Linked DNA regions of Mus musculus: regions 2 and 3 are each linked to region 1. The links are chromatin contacts, found by Hi-C or POLR2A ChIA-PET in ENCODE. All regions are on one chromosome and are shown on one strand. Each heading gives the region's core, a stretch centred on a gene start or an enhancer-like site at or near the end of the contact. The rest is flanking DNA. Distances are from core to core; before and after follow the strand shown. Region 1 holds the start of Bcl2l11 (BCL2-like 11 (apoptosis facilitator)). Region 2 overlaps Morrbid (myeloid RNA regulator of BCL2L11 induced cell death). Region 3 has its middle 110 kb from the start of Gm14009.

The links. Hi-C counts contacts between places; a loop is a spot of excess contacts on that map. ChIA-PET counts read pairs that join two places held with the same protein, here RNA polymerase II (POLR2A).
Region 2: a loop to region 1 is called in a map of heart, with 3 times the contacts of the local background. The contact joins the enhancer-like site here to the promoter of Bcl2l11 in region 1. A Hi-C loop is called at or near these places in 1 of 37 maps with a recorded cell type or tissue (heart). POLR2A ChIA-PET finds 5 or more read pairs at or near these places in 3 of 5 experiments (Patski and embryonic stem cell).
Region 3: a map of heart shows a loop between it and region 1 (2.5-fold over the local background). The contact joins the enhancer-like site here to the promoter of Bcl2l11 in region 1. A Hi-C loop is called at or near these places in 1 of 37 maps with a recorded cell type or tissue (heart). POLR2A ChIA-PET finds 5 or more read pairs at or near these places in 3 of 5 experiments (Patski and embryonic stem cell).

What each region holds. Positions count from the first base shown.
Region 1 is chr2:128,124,600-128,127,696 of GRCm38, reverse strand. Bcl2l11 (BCL2-like 11 (apoptosis facilitator)) reads right to left here and starts at 1,659. Exons shown (of 4, transcript NM_207680.2): 1 at 1,445-1,659. It also overlaps a transcript of Acoxl not described here.
Region 2 is chr2:128,337,228-128,340,324 of GRCm38, reverse strand. All of the region lies in intron 1 of Morrbid (myeloid RNA regulator of BCL2L11 induced cell death), which reads left to right. Among named protein-coding and RNA genes, the nearest start is that of Gm14010, 84 kb to the left of the region's middle. Within about 2 kb of position 1,649, at least 1 of the 3 ENCODE cell types and tissues checked has a DNase peak (open chromatin) inside an H3K27ac peak, as active enhancers do; it is heart, where a contact is called at or near this core.
Region 3 is chr2:128,277,444-128,280,540 of GRCm38, reverse strand. No RefSeq gene overlaps it. Among named protein-coding and RNA genes, the nearest start is that of Gm14009, 110 kb to the right of the region's middle. Within about 2 kb of position 1,665, at least 1 of the 3 ENCODE cell types and tissues checked has a DNase peak (open chromatin) inside an H3K27ac peak, as active enhancers do; it is heart, where a contact is called at or near this core.

The sequences.
Region 1 (3,097 bases), core at 410-2,909:
GCCCGTCCGCCCTCCGCCACGCTCCGCCGGGGAGCCGAAGGTTTCGCGCGCCGCGCCTCTGGCCCGCGCTGCACCGGCCGCCGCCGGGATCATCCTCCGCCTCCTCCCGCTCCGCCCCTAGCGCGCAGCTCCCGCCGCCGCGCGGGCACCGCCAGCCCTGCGCCCCTGGCGCCGGCTGCCAGTGCTCCCCCATTGGCCCGCGCGCAGTCGCTCCCCATCGTAACCAATGGGCAGAGGCGGTGGGGGCGGCGCCTACGGGTCAGGCAGCCGAAGGCAAGGCGATTGTTGACAAACTCGCCGCCCAGCGCCGCTCAGACTGTGCCGGCCACCGCAGCTCCGGCTGGAACTTAGGGGGCCGGGCAGCTTCGCTTTGCGCCCCGCCCCACCCCTGGGCCAGGCCGGGACGGCGCGCGCTTTGCGGGAATTCCCGCCGCCAGGGCAGCGGGACATTAGAGACAAAGCGAGACACGCACCCCTCGGAGATCCGCGAGGCCACGATCGCACTCCAGGCCATTCCGAGCCAAGTCCCTAATGCCTCCGCAGTCCCCTGAAGAACTTCTCAGCAACTTCACCTGCTGTGTCCCCATGTGCTACCGAGTGCTACCGACACGAACCAAATATGAACGACCATCTCGGGTCTCGGGCATGCACATCCAGACCTCTGCCCCCACTGTTCAGTTAGCCTTCCTCAAGCAGTGCCTGCCCCGTGGGCAATAGGCTTGCGAGCTCAGGGGTCCGCCAGCCTATGCGACTGGGTCCCGGTGCAATCGGGCTAGGAGTAGTCGGCTAGCTGGGGCTTGGAATACGCGTAGCCTAAGTGGTCCTAGGGGGGTTACGGGGTTTCTTGTCTCCTGTAGATACGGTGTTCCTCAATATCCACAGGACGGTCGCAAAAGGAACCGGGCCGCCAGGGACATCCGGAAAGGAAATTGACCACTATGGCCAAACTGACTTGAATGGGTACAAGCAAAGTCTGGGCGCGTGTGATTTTAATACTCAAACCTCCGCAATGAACCCGCGTCAGCGAAGAGTTAAGTCTACCCGCCCGCCGCTACCGCGCGGCTACTTCTCCCGGGCCGTCTGGGTCGCCGCGACGCTTCCCGGCTGGACGCACTACCGGCACCACGAAGCGGGACCTCGGCTCCAAGCCGAGACCACGCGCCCTCCTTGCCCGCGAGAGATGCCTCAGCGGCCCCTCGTGCGGCATTGCGTCCCAACCCAGTCTTCGGCTAAGTGCCCGCAGCTTCAGTGCCGACAACCCTTCCCCAAAAGTGCCTTGGCACGCAGCGACCTCGACCCGACTCCCAGCGTTCGCCTCCTGCAGCCACGCGGGACAAACCAGTGCCTCCACCCGCACGTGCGACACCAGAGACAGATGAAGCCGCTGCGGCGCCTGTCTTCTATCCATCCCCAGCCTGCGCCCCGGGAGTCGCGGAGTGTTTACCTTGCGTTTCTCAGTCCGAGAATCAGAGTCAGACATTGGGTGGACGAGGGCCAGGGGAAGGGCGCCGAGGCGGTGGCGGCGGGAGCAGCGGAGGTGGTGTGAATCCAAGTGGAACACAGCTCGCAGAGCGGCTGCAGGAATCCGGTGACGGCGACGATGGCAAGGACCGCAGAGCTCCAACCAGCTGGTGACCCAGTGCCTGCGGGGAGCGAAGTGAAAGCAGCCTGCTCTTGAGACTCTGCGGTAGTTGAGCCCCCGCCCCCGCGCCCAATCACCGCGGGCTCCGCCCCCGTTTAGTCCGGCCCCCGGCAAGCCGGAAGGTAAGCCCCACCCCCCACGGCCCCCAGGCCGCTGGCGCGTGCAGGCTGCGACAGGTAGTGGGGAGGGTGGCCCCGCCGGCTGTCCTGCAGTTTGCGTGCGCCGCCCACCCCGGCGTGTTTACCCTAGTGTCTTGGCCTGCGGGCAGCTGCATGCTCGCCCATCCTCCACTCAGAATGTACCCGCCCCTCCCCGTCCGCCCGTGGCGGCCACCTCGCAGAGCGGAACTTAGGGGGCGCTCAGGGTACACTGCTCTGTGTCCAGCCCGGCCGCGGGCGCCAGTTGGAAGCCTCAGAAGGCGTCCCTCCGCCCTTGCTTTGCACAGCTTCTCAGCCCCAAACCATGAGGATTAGATTGGTGCAAGGATGGGCACTGGCCTTTGACTGTCCTTTCCTAGAATTCCTGACCTCCGGGGGACTCAGATCAGCAAGATGCTCACCCCTCTTCGTCTGCGCCTCAAGCGAGATTCTTCGTCGCCGCCGCCTTCTGCCTTCTGTCCTCCTTTAGGCTCTCCTTAGTGTTGTGTTTGTGTGTGTGTGCTGTTGTTGTTGTTGTGGTTTATATGTTTGTTTCCCTAGTGCCCAGTTACTTAAGAGGCAGAGGTGGTGGTGAGAAGGACAGTTGAGAGACAAGAGAAGCGGGAAGCTTCAGGGAGCGATGGGCGGGCACGACAAGCATATAAAATAGGGGAATGAGAAAGTTAGCTGGAAAAGAATAACTACAAGGAAAAGGAGGGGGGCTACCAAGGAAAGACGGTTGTGCCATGAGCGGTGTTGGGAGCCTCGAAATGTTTGGGGCTCACAGTGTACGCCAGGAACTGTCTATCCATCGGTCCGCCGATGCTGGCGACCATGGAGCAGCGGAGTTCAGGCCGAGCTGGGAAAACCATAAGGGGGTCGAAAAAAAAATCCCTTGATCTTCCTGAGGCCTTTGTGATTCCAACAGAAGTCTGGAAGTCAATGGCGCCATGTGCATCCCCACCCCCAGCCCCTTCTCTCATAGCGGCGGCCCAAAAAAGCTGCTCTGGAAATGGAACGTCCCACTCCCCACACGAGATTAAGGAAACTCTATTAATGGGCTACCCAACCTGCATCCAGGCTGGCAGTAAGTAGGACGTAGCCTTTTCTTGCAGAACAAGTGTTGCGACCTGCCGTCCCAATCAATGTTGGGCCATCTTGGTCATTTTGGTGTTTGTATGCGGATCTAACGTCACGGTGACACAGCACAGCCCCATGCTAAAGTCTAGCTTCTCAAGTGAATCCTGAGTGAGATCAAAGAAGCCATTGGTTCCCAGGGAAGCTGGGGTGTTCAAGGCAAAGCCTTGCTCCTGCTGGA
Region 2 (3,097 bases), core at 400-2,899, 210 kb before region 1:
GGAGCCGGAGAGGGTTCCAGGCACACACCTGCCACTCGGGTTTCCACCCCGCAGCGTCTCTTTCCTGGCTTGTGCTTTTCAAGTGCCTCCGTCCTGCAAGATTGACAGCTCACTTTTGATTGGAATCAGAGTGTAGGAAGCGGTCTTTTCAAATTTCCTGTGCAACCCAGCCTGCCAAAAGTCCTGCCACTGGCTGTTTTATTTACCCTGGCCACCAGGCCTCTTGCTCGCTGCACCCTAAGAAAACAGATTGCTGTCGGGAGAAAAGTCCATGCGTGTTTCCTTTCTGGAGGCTGATCAAGTTCTGAAAGAAGGGTTTCCTGCAGTCCATTACACCATTTTGGTTTGTTTTATCCCGTCTCCACCTGCAGAGCAGGGAATTAGCCTGCAGCCCAGGGCTGGGCCAGCAGATGACTACAGGGAAAGGAGAGCTCGTGGGCGTGGAGCTTTCCACAACACACCGTGGCCTTGTTCTCTTTAGCTAGGCATTGTGTGCTGAGGCCCAAGCCCAAATCTGAATAGGATTCTGTGTAACTTGATCTGTTTTCTTTCTTTCCTGTATTCCTGTGAGCCAAATTTAACTTCACTCCAATCTGTGGCCTGTACATATAATGTTCTGCCGGAGGGTGGGGGTGGGCTGGGAGATGTGGGAGAGGGTGTATATGCTTGCGGTTTTTTTTTTCCTATCTTCCCCTTTCTACATTTTTTTTTTCTTTTGCTTGCCTGCGTTGCTCACCCACTGCTCACCCTTGGCCGGGTATAACTTAATATGGCTGTCTTGTCTGCAGCCATTAACCCTTTAGGGAAAGTGAGTGGGTTTTTTTTTTTTTTTCAGTCTCTCCTTAGCAAACCACAAAGTTTCCCAACCCCCACTCCCAGCGCCCCGTTGAGAAGCCTTGGCATTGCTTGAGTTAACAGTTGGCCTCCAGGAAACATGAACTTCCCTAGAAGTGCTTGTGCAGCAATTAATAGGCCTTCACTCAGATATGTAAAAATAGCCCCATGCTTGGAAACCCGCAGTTGAAAGACTCGGCTCCTAGGAGTCACCTGACTAGTGTTGGGTACCTCCTCTTTAAAAGGCTTGTGTCCTAAACGTCCCAGAAATATCCCAACATCGATGTGGGAAGGTTGCCAGGGCAGACAGAAATCCAATGTTCAATTAAAAGCTCCTCCAGCTGTGGCTAGGTCAGGCTTTGGCAGAGGCCAACAGCCTTGGGGTTCATGGGTGTGCCCTGCTGTTAACATGGAGGTGGGGATGGGGGTGCTGTCTGCTCCTCCTTTCTACTTAAGCAGCACCCCCTGCTTTTCATGATGGAGGGAGAAGACAGGCTGACTAAAGAGGGTTGGTAAGGGGAGGGCTCCCCTTACCTCCCAGGGCTGTCTCTTCCCTCCACGAAGGGCCGAATATTGGTCCTCAAGGTGTTGTATCTGGGGGACAGTCAGATAACGCACTGACAGCATAATGGTTTCAATGCTCACTGCTTCCAGAAATCACAAACATTCTGGGAAAACAATAATAACAACACCACCACAGAACCACGGGCCCTATCGGGAGGGGAAGATGTCTTGGGTCATTGCGAGCTATTTTTAGAATGGAAAATGTGCTGGCTCAGAGAAAACTAGTCATGTGCCCCAGTCCAAGTAGGGCACAGTGAACCCTGCCCCATGAGCCTGCTGTTCATTTTTACCCAGCCTTGGCATCTCTTCTCCTTCAAGAAGCCCTTCCAGCCAGTGGGGAAAGCGCCTAGGCAAGAGCCAGCTTCCCTAAACATCACTCCATGAGGACCCACACTTGACTCCTTCTGGGGCCCCTGCTACCTGCTGTCAAGTTGGTTGAAGAAGGGTCAGTGTTCCAATGTGGCTCACCTGCTTCACCTCAGGGCTACCGTGGATGTCCCTGTGGTGGCCCTCTGTCATTTTCTTTTTGTAACCACCATGGTATTTTTCAAGGTCCTGGACGTTCAGTGCATAACTGTCCCTCAGTGGAGTTGGCCATGTTTGCCCAGAAAGAGTAACCCAAACCTATGCTGCCTAGGTACCTGTTGTGGGCCAGGGGCCTACATGGCTTATCCACTGACCTTGACACAATGAGGAAGATATGGGAATGGTAACAAGGGAGTGGTCCACCGGACTGGTACCTCGAGGCACAATCAGGGATACATATGAACTAGAATATGATGCAGTCAAGCCTGGACTTTTGGAAAGGTACCAGCTACATCCCTCGTCAGCTGTCCAGCAGAGGGGACCCAGCAGTGATTGTGAAGGCATCACATGTGTGTGTCTGTACATGTGTAGGTGTCTGTGTCTGTGTGTACATGGAAGCCAGAGAACAGCCTCCGGCATCCGTCCTTAGGCACTCACCGTGGTTTGTTTGGCTTGTTTTTGTTTTCTGTTTTGTTTTTGAGCCAAGTGCTCTCATTGGACAAGTGGGCTAGGTTGGTTGGCCAATGAGCCCCTGGGACCCACCCATCTCTCCCTCCCCAGTACTGAGGTTATAAGCAATTGTCATTTGACCCAGCTGCTTTATAATTTGTGTTCTGAGGCCTGAACTCACTCTATGTTCTGGATTATCACTCCAGGATCTTCCCAGGATCCCAGTTGTGGCTCACTGCCGTACACTGGCCCAGTCTGGCCTCAGCATTGTGCAAGTCTGAAGCTGCTCTCTTCCTTGGAAGAAGTGGAAGCTTTCCTCTAGCCTGTGGTTAACTCTACGGCTGCCCCTGCACCAGCCCAGCCCACTCAGGACAAAAGCAGTTGCCTCCTTCCCATGCAGTGGGATTGACAATCTGCATCCCAAGACCCAAGTCCTTCATTACAAGAGGCCAGCCTCACTGAGCACCCTGGAGTATATTCTCAGCTCCAGGTGTAAAACTGGTTCTTATGGACTCTCAAGACTCAGGCAGCTACTTCCTTCTTGGACACAAGCCAGTGTCTTCCCCAGAGGTCACAGCTCAGTGCCCTGTGGTTGGGGCAAAGTGTGTACTCTTTTACAGAACTTTGGGTATGCTCTGACACAGCATGACCTAGGAGCTTGTCTAGAGAGGGTATGGGATGCCCATCAGCTCTAGATCTTTCCTGAAGCTAGTGTGGGAACTGG
Region 3 (3,097 bases), core at 416-2,915, 150 kb before region 1:
TGTGACCAACATAGCTGTAAGTGTGCATTCTGGATATATGTACTAATAATCTCATTTACATTTAGAGCATGCTAAAATCTCATTTACATTTTAGACCTGTAAGTTCAGTTGTGTGCATTGTATTTATATTATGTAAGTTTATATAGCCATGCAAGTGTATACAGTTTTATATAAATGTATTCATAAATAGAATTAACCTCCCATAGCTACAGATTCTTTATCAGTAAGGTGAACCAACAATGAATTTTAAAATATCTATTCATTTATAAAATATTTTTAGCTATATGTATACTTGTGCATCTGTGTGTTGACATGTGCACATGATCACAGAATGCCTGACTGTCTGGGGATGGCCAGAGGCGTTGTACTGGACACCAGGTACCTCTCCCGAACATGTGTGTTCTTAGGCCCTAAGGCTGGCTCAGACCTCAGCTACTCTGCACATGTGAGGGGAACCTGTCTTGTGCTTTTGGATCTCAGTGCCACCTTTGTAAAAATTGTGTCTAAGCTGGCTGGTGGGAGGGCAGGAGACGCTGCATCAATGGCAGGCTCTGAGCAGGCAGCCGGTGCTCCCATACAGTTGTCCTCTTGAGACAGACATGAAATTGGAGTCTAAAACCTGGTTCTTATGCTACTAATTCAACAGAGCTTACATCCTGATTTCAGTGGAGAGAGGCAGGCCAGTTCTAGCTTATGTCATTAGGGTGGGGACAAGTCAAGGCTTCTGACCTGAGTCCGAGAGAGGGGTCCCACCCCACCTACCTTTGGGGGCACTTAAGATTCATAGTAACTCTTTCTAAGAGAAAAGACATCTGTGCTAAGAATAGCTGTGCCTGCCTGCACACGGAGCCGAGCCGGGGGCTCAGACCTCCTTCAGCTGAAAGACATCTTGCTAAGGTGAAACACTTGCTGATAACCTTGACTCTAGTTAGGACCTTAGCCAAAGAAGAGGTTAGCTGTTGTGTTGGGGCTCAGCTGGCTCTTCCATCCCCACTCTGTCATCATAGCCATGATGATGGCCTTCACCAGGGCTGGTGCTCGGCCTTCTTGTCCCTTTCAGGGACTCCCAGCTCCAGCTGCCTGCAGCATGTGGCTTGACGGAGTAGTCTTTATTAAATGCTTTTTTTTTAAAACTTTTATCTTAAACCTGATAAACCTAGCCATGAGCATCATTACCTGCTAAGGTACAAAGTGCAGCCTGGAAGACTATCCACACCCCCACGATCATGAGTACAGTCCACGACAAAGAAAGAAATGAAGTCTTCTTTAGAGGAAAAGCCCAGAGAGGCGAAGTCTGTGGTGCACACCCCATTATTAAGTCGATGGTTCAATCACAGCCTGTATTATTTTATTCTCAAATTCTGATGGGAGGCTATCGGTGGTCTCAAAAATGCCACAGACCACCCAAGAGGATAAGAGCACCTTAGGACCGTGACATGGAGAAAGCCTGCCTAGCTAAAAAGGGAACAGTGGTTCTGAGACAGAAACAAAACAAAACAAAACAAAACATAACATAACAACCTAAACCTTTTCCACTTTTCCCCAAACTGACAAATTTGACTTGTCAGATGCAAGTTCAACTTGTGGACAATCCACTAGCGACTGATAGTCACCATGGTAACTGCTGGTCACGTGCCGGCACAGAAGCCATCAAGACAAGAGAGCCGATTTCCAGACTGCTTTTCTTCTAGTAAATTCTGCGATGTCAGCCTAATTAACAGGAGCAGAATCGGGACCTTAGTTCAAGTAATTGGCAGGCATTCTTAAAGCAGAACAAAGATAATTTAGCACCTCTTTTCCTCGTCCCTGGGTGTGCGCCAGGCCTGGGAGGGAGGCTCGCTAGGCGCGTCTCCCTCACCTTCTCCCTGTGTTTGCCAAGCTCTGAGGAGGCTGACTTTGTGGAGTCCTGTCTGGAGAGAGACCCGAATTCTTCCCTTCAAGTTTTTTTTTTTTTTTTTTTTTTTTTAATATCAGAAACTAACGTGAGAGGGAGCCAGGAACAAATTCAGAACTACCCTAATTGCTCGTTTTAATAAGTATCAGAGTTCCATTCCTTTGATTTCTAATAGCGTCTCCAGGCAAAATATAGGTATAATGGGTTTTAAGCTTCTGTGTGTGACACTGCTTTGATTTTATAGTAGAAAGGAGGGTGTCCCAGACTCAAAGCACATCTCTTAGCTGAGTTTAAGGTTGGCCCGGGGACGAAGGAGAGCTGAATCTGAATTATCGCCGCAAATCACAGATTTGGCCCATGGTGGGGACCTAGCCTGCTACAAACGTCTGTGTCTCTCTGGCAAGAGGGTGGATTGGCAACTTGGTGCCCAGCTGGCCTCTGCCACCCACTGATGGCTTTTGGCTCTGCCCTCTTCTTCTGCTGGGCATCAGCCTGTAGAAAATCTGTGCCCAGGCATTCAGGTGGCTCAGCTGCTTCTTGTCCAAGTTTCCAGAACTTTCTTTTGTCTATCACCAGACAATAGTCCCATTGTCCCCCAGGCTAATGAAGTTTTTTTTTTTTTTTAAGTCAAAACATAATGATTTCAGACATGCCTTGGGCCTTTTACCTTTCTTCTGAGGCAGAGTGAGGCTGAGCCATCACTTAGGAGTCATGTTCTTCTCCAATACTGTTCTGGAGCGCTCATGCATGGAGTAAAGGCGACTTTTAATCAACCACACTGGCCATTGTTGTCTGCCCAGGGCTCCCAGTCACCTTGTCTGTGAGTGTATGAGAACTGTGAAAGTAAACAAAAGACAAAGACCAAAAACAAAAAACAAAAAAAAAAAAAAAAAGAAAGAAAGAAAAGAAAAGTGAAGGATATTCACTTGAAGTTTGCTACAGCAGAAAGGCAATTGGCTGCTGTTCCTTGGGTTTGGCAGGACTCAGAGACAGGAAAACGTGTATCAGGAAAGCTGTTGGTGGGAAACACACACAGCCCAGGGCTTCCCTGACTGGGAGCTGTTGGCAGGGATAGCTGGGGCCAGCTAACAGGAAGCAAGGATCCTGTGCAACTGGTAAGGGGCACATTTCTTCTGCTGTTCCCAAGTTGGAAGTGGCCATAAAAACTAGGTACACTGTTAGCTATTTATCAAGTCCTAGCAT